2 separate regions of the Mus musculus genome follow, and region 1 is linked to region 2. The links are chromatin loops, found by intact Hi-C in ENCODE. Cell type or tissue: heart. All regions are shown on one strand. Each heading gives the region's core, and the rest is flanking DNA. Links, peaks and the distances in the headings are about the cores only.

What was found. A loop is a pair of places that touch in the nucleus more often than their neighbours do. Peaks named below come from ENCODE experiments on the same cell type or tissue, not always from the same donor. Only the 100,000 strongest peaks of a DNase experiment are listed, where the experiment ranks them.
Region 1: it touches region 2 in a loop (14-fold over the local background); 2 of 42 quality-filtered maps call a loop at or near these places.

What each region holds. Positions count from the first base shown.
Region 1 is chr13:61,709,723-61,712,638 of GRCm38, reverse strand. It overlaps the pseudogene Gm6436. Among named protein-coding and RNA genes, the nearest start is that of Gm9595, 1.8 kb to the left of the region's middle. In heart, for the core only: a CTCF peak has its summit at 1,617 (motif pointing left); no DNase peak of the experiment used is centred there.
Region 2 is chr13:62,215,984-62,218,899 of GRCm38, reverse strand. It overlaps the pseudogene Gm17352. Among named protein-coding and RNA genes, the nearest start is that of Zfp808, 88 kb to the right of the region's middle. In heart, for the core only: no CTCF peak of the experiment used is centred there; no DNase peak of the experiment used is centred there.

The sequences.
Region 1 (2,916 bases), core at 129-2,628, 510 kb after region 2:
CACAGTACAGTATTCAACTTGGACCAGAGTGAACTATAGGTTCCAAAGATATTTACAATTAAAGATTGATTTTAGTACACAAAATGTGATGTTTGCTTCTCTGATTTCACACTGACATCAGGAAAACCGCAGGTAATATTCAATTGCTACATATGAGACTCCAAATAACCCTGGGAGAACAGTAGGGGATGGATTCCAATCACTATGGAACACTGTTGTTAGCCAGCACGTCTTCCTACGTGGGAAGGTGAAAAAACATATCTGTATTAGTAAAGGCTTTCCACATGAACAGAACTCAGAGCATGGATCTCTCTAAGTATGCAGAAAGATAAGAATGGCTCACAGAATGTGGCCCCACTAGTAAATCAATGACTGTACCAATGGAGAGTTGAAGAAAACAGTAGTTCCTATATGTCTCAGCTGGTGTTCAGCATGTAACAGAATTCCAAAGATGGAGCCTTAATGCCAGAAAAAAAAAAAACAAAAACAAAAACAAAAAACCTTGCAAGCCAGTATGTGGGAAGAAGAGAAAGAGAAAGAACTACCATCTTCAATATCCTTTCTATATGTAGGCTCACCGCAGAAGTTCTGGCCTAGATAAATTTTTTTCTTCTCAATCTAAACTTCCAGATTAAAGAAGGGTTTTCCCATGTTAATGATTGAAAATAATAAAACCCCCTCAGAGTGACCATGTGTTTGGTTTTAGATAACTGAACTCCTGTAACTACAGTCACTTGAAATACTTGCATTGGTGGCAACAACAGTTGACAGGAAGTTCAGTTCTTTATCCAGATTCTTAATTGCCTGGGCTGCAGACCAGAGTAATGGTCAGTCAAGGTGACTATCCAGATGGAAAGTTGGTGACATCACTACTCATTGCTAATGTCAAGTAAAGCCATACCAGTAAAACTTTCACCTTCAAAGCCTAGCCTAGAAAGCATGCAGGACTGTCTTCCCATCATGTGGCTTTAGAGACAGGATTAGATGTTCAAGGCAAGTCTTAATTACATGGCATGAGCCAGCTTGGGCTTCAGGAGACCTTGTCCTAAGCAGCACTTGTAAAAGAAATGGAAAGAAATTCTTATATCTGGAAAACATAACCGAATGGAAACAAGAGCAGTGCAGTATTTATAGGGAACCAATAATTGACTTTTTACAAACATAAATATTATTGAAAAAACACATACCCATTCTGACTTTGAAAAGGAGCATTCATTTCCTTGTAGAATGAATAGCATTTTTCCAATACTGTTTGACCTTGCCTCTATGTGGATGGTTGCCTGCTGAGAAGTCCCAGCACATTTTGGAAGTACTCAACACCTATCCCGAGCTTATCCCTGTCCCGCAGGAAATAAACACAGGACATGCCAGGTTCTTCCGTAGTTAACTTTACTTCTATATCATATTGAGGTAGACAAAGAAGGCTCAGAAAGTGTGTGGCTTAAATACTTTTGGTGACGTGTCTAAACTAGGACTGGTAGCAACACCCATGATCCTCATGCACCCTGGGGATAGGTTAAAGCCCCCAGGGGTTGGGCAAAAGCCCCGGAGACGGACTGGTGACTTTGGCAGGCTGTGCTCTCGCAGCTGCGCACAAAGAGGTTTAGCACCATCTAGTGGCGGCACATAGATTGCAGCCCTTTACAAACACCAACATCAATGGGCTGCGGAAAATAGCCTTTGCCATCACTGCCATTAAGGGCGTGGGGCAGAGATATGCTCATCTGGTGTTGAGGAAAGCAGACATCGACCTCACCAAGAGGGCTGGAGAACTCACGGAGGATGAGGTGGAGCGAGTGATCACCATCATGCAGAACCCACGACAGTACAGCATTCCAGACTGGTTCCTGAACAGACAGAAGTATGTGAAGGATGGGAAGTGCAGCCAGGTTCTGGCCAAAGGTCTAGACAACAAGCTGCCTGAGGACCTGGAGCGGCTGAAGAAAATTCGAGCCCATAGAAGGCTGCACCACTTTTGGGGCCTTCGTGTCCGCGGCCAGCACACCAAGACCACTGGCCGCAGGGGCCGTACTATGGGTATATCCAAGAAGAAATGAGTCTCTGGGTCTTTGCTGTTAATAAATAGCTTATATACCTATGGGGGGGGGCTTGAAATGGGCTTGATGATTATGTGTTCCAGAGAGGAGGGATTTGATTAGAGCCCACCAAGTATTACTTAAGCCTATTCTATCAGGAGGATTATCTTAAATTTTGAAAGAGACAAAAAAATGGCCTTTAGTTCCAGCACTGGGGAGGCAGAGGCAGGCAGATTTCTGAGTTTGAGGCCAGCCTGGTCTACAAAGTGAGTTCCAGGACACACAAGAAACCCCCGTCTCCAAAAACCAAAAACCAAAAACCAACCAAACAAACAAACAAAAAGAAAACCGAAGCACAATCAGTACCTAGATACCCTTTTGCTAGGACTAGTGTAACTATAGTAATTTGATTTTTTGGTAAATTCATTTTTTTATGCAGATTCTTTTGTTTTTGTTGTTTTCAGTTTTGTTTTTGTTTTCCAAGACAGGGTTTCTTTGTGTAGCCCTGGCTGTTCTGGAACTCATTCTGTAGACAAGGGTGGCCTCGAACTCAGAAATCCACCTGCCTCTGCCTCCCCAGTGCTGGGATTAAAGGTGTGGGCCACCACCGCCTGGCTTCTTTGCAGATTCTAGAAGGCTAGAAGGTGTTGGACACCAAAAATGGGCCAGCAGGATACTTATCAATCATCTAAAATTGATTACCTCAATGTTCATTGCTAATATTAGGTACTGTCAAAGCAGGGAATTTATCAGCTCTTTTGGCCTGTTCCACTTTCCAAGCACCATGATTGCAGACCTGTGCCTCCATGTCTTTCTGAGGTGACTTTCACTTCATTCACTGAGTCCCTGGAAACACAGCAGGAATAAGAAGAGCAGTTCC
Region 2 (2,916 bases), core at 311-2,810:
ATGAACAGAACTCAGAGCATGGATCTCTCTAAGTATGCAGAAAGATAAGAATGTCTCACAGAATGTGGCCCCACTAGTAAATCAATGACTGTACCAATGAAGAGTTGAAGAAAACAGTAGTTCCTGTATGTCTCAGCTGGTGTTCAGCACGTAACAGAATTCCAAAGATGGAGCTTTAATGCCAGAAAAAACAAAACAAAACAAAAAAAAAAAAAAAACTTGCAAGCCAGTATGTGGGAAGAATAGAAAGAGAAAGAACTAAGATCTTCAATATCCTTTGTATATGTAGGCTCACAGCAGAACTTCTGGCCTTGATTAATTTTTTTCATCTCAATCTAAACTTCCAGATTAAAGAAGGGTTTTCCCACATTAAATGTTGAAAATAATAAAAACCCCTCAGAGTGCCCATCTGTTTTATCCAGATTCTTAATTTCCTGGGCTGCAGACCAGAGTAATGGCCAGTCAAGGTGACTATCAAGATGGAAAGTTGGTGACATCACTACTCATTGCTAATGTCAAGTAAAGCCATACCAGTAAAACTTTCACCTTCAAAGTCTAGCCTAGAAAGCATGCAGGACTGTCTTCCCATCATGTGGCTTTAGAGACAGGATTAGATGTTCAAGGCAAGTCTCAATTACGTGGCATGAACCAGCTTGGGCTTCAGGAGACCTTGTCCTAAGCAGCACTTGTAAAAGAAATGGAAAGAAATTCTTATATCTGGAAAACATAATCGAATGGAAACAAGAGCAGTGCAGTATTTATAGGGAACCAATAATTGACTTTTTACAAACATAAATATTATTGAAAAAACACATACCCATTCTGACTTTGAAAAGGAGCATTCATGTCCTTGTAGAATGAATAGCATTTTTCCAATACTGTTTGACCTTGCCTCTATGTGGATGGTTGCCTGCTGAGAGGTCCCAGGACATTTTGGAAGTACTCAACACCAACATCTATGGGCTGCGGAAAATAGCCTTTGCCATCACTGCCATTAAGGGCGTGGGGAGGAGATATGCTCATCTGGTGTTGAGGAAAGCAGACATCGACCTCACCGAGAGGGCTGGAGAACTCACGGAGGATGAGGTGGAGCGAGTGATCACCATCATGCAGAACCCACGACAGTACAACATTCCAGACTGGTTCCTGAACAGACAGAAGGATGTGAAGGATGGGAAGTGCAGCCAGATTCTGGCCAACGGTCCAGACAACAAGCTGCCTGAGGACCCGGAGCGGCTGAAGAAAATTCGAGACCATAGAGAGCTGCGCCACTTTTGGGGCCTTCGTGTCCGCGGCCAGCACACCAAGACCACTGGCCGCAGGGGCCGTACTATGGGTGTATCCAAGAAGAAATGAGTCTCTGGGCCTTTGCTGTTAATAAATAGCTTATATACCTATGGGGGGGGGGGGGGAACTTGAAATGGGCTTGATGATTATGCGTCCAGAGAGGGAGGAGGGATTTGATTAGAGCCCACCAAGTATTACTTAAGCCTATTCTATCAGGAGGATTATCTTAAAATTTGAAAGAGAAAAAAAAATGGCCTTTAATCCCAGCACTGGGGAGGCAGAGGCAGGCAGATTTCTGAGTTTGAGGCCAGCCTGGTCTACAAAGTGAGTTCCAAGACACCCAGGGCTACACAAAGAAACCCCGTCTCCAAAAACCAAAAAACCAAAAACCAAAACCAAAACAAACAAACCAAAAAAAACCGAATCACAATCAGTACCTAGATACCCTTTTGCTAGGACTAGTGTAACTATAGTAATTTGATTTTTTGGTAAATTCGTTTTTTATGCAGATTCTTTTGTTTTTGTTGTTTTCAGTTTTGTTTTTCTTTTCCAAGACAGGGTTTCTTTGTGTAGCCCTGTCTGTTCTGGAACTCATTCTGTAGACAAGGGTGGCCTCGAACTCAGAAATCCTCCTGCCTCTGCCTCCCAAGTGCTGGGATTAAAGGTGTGGGCCACCACCACCTGGCTTCTTTGCAGATTCTAGAACGCCTGGTGTTGGACCCCAAAAATGGGCCAGCAGGATACTTATCAATCATCTAAAATTGATTACCTCAATGTTCATTTCTAATATTAGGTACTGTCAAAGCAGGGAATTTATCAACTCTTTTGGCCTGTTCCTTTCTGTCTCCAGTTTCCAAGCACCATGATTGCAGGCCTGTGCCTCCATGTCTTTCTGGGGTGACTTTCACTTCATTCACTGAGTCCCTGGAAACACAGCAGGAATAAGAAGAGCAGTTCCACATATCTTTTCAGTACTGACTTAACACTCTGAGTCTCAGTTTCACCATCTATAGAATGAGGACAGAATCTGCCCTAGTCCTTTGGTGACCCTAACAATATAGACTCAGCCACTCATGTTCACTAAGCCGATTAAAAGAACTCATTTATCTAGCTGTCACATGCCCACCTATAATGCTGGTAATCTGGAGGCAAGGTGGGCAGAATTCTCTGATGTTCTAGAACAGATTATAGTTCCGGGCCATCCATCGTAAGAATAGTCTTTAAAATAAAACAATAGAAATGAGTAAAGTAAAAAAAGGAAATTACTAATGAAAATTGAAAACAGATTAACTTGGCTGGAGAGATGGCTCAGAGGTTAAGAGCACTGACTGCTTCTTCTGCAGGTCCCAAGTTCAATTCCCAGCAACCACATGGTGGCTCACAACCATCTGTAACAAGACCTGATGCCCTCTTCTGGTGACTGAAGAAGGCTACAGTGTACTTACGAATAATAAATATAATAAATCTTAAGAAAAAGAAGAAGAAGAAGAAGAAGAAGAAGAAGAAGAAGAAGAAGAAGAAGAAGAAGAAGAAGAAAACAGATTAACATATTTGTTCATGTGACTAATTTGAAACAGAATTTTCGCCCTTTTCTAAGTTCTGAACAGAATTTTAGCTCCTTGCTCTCCT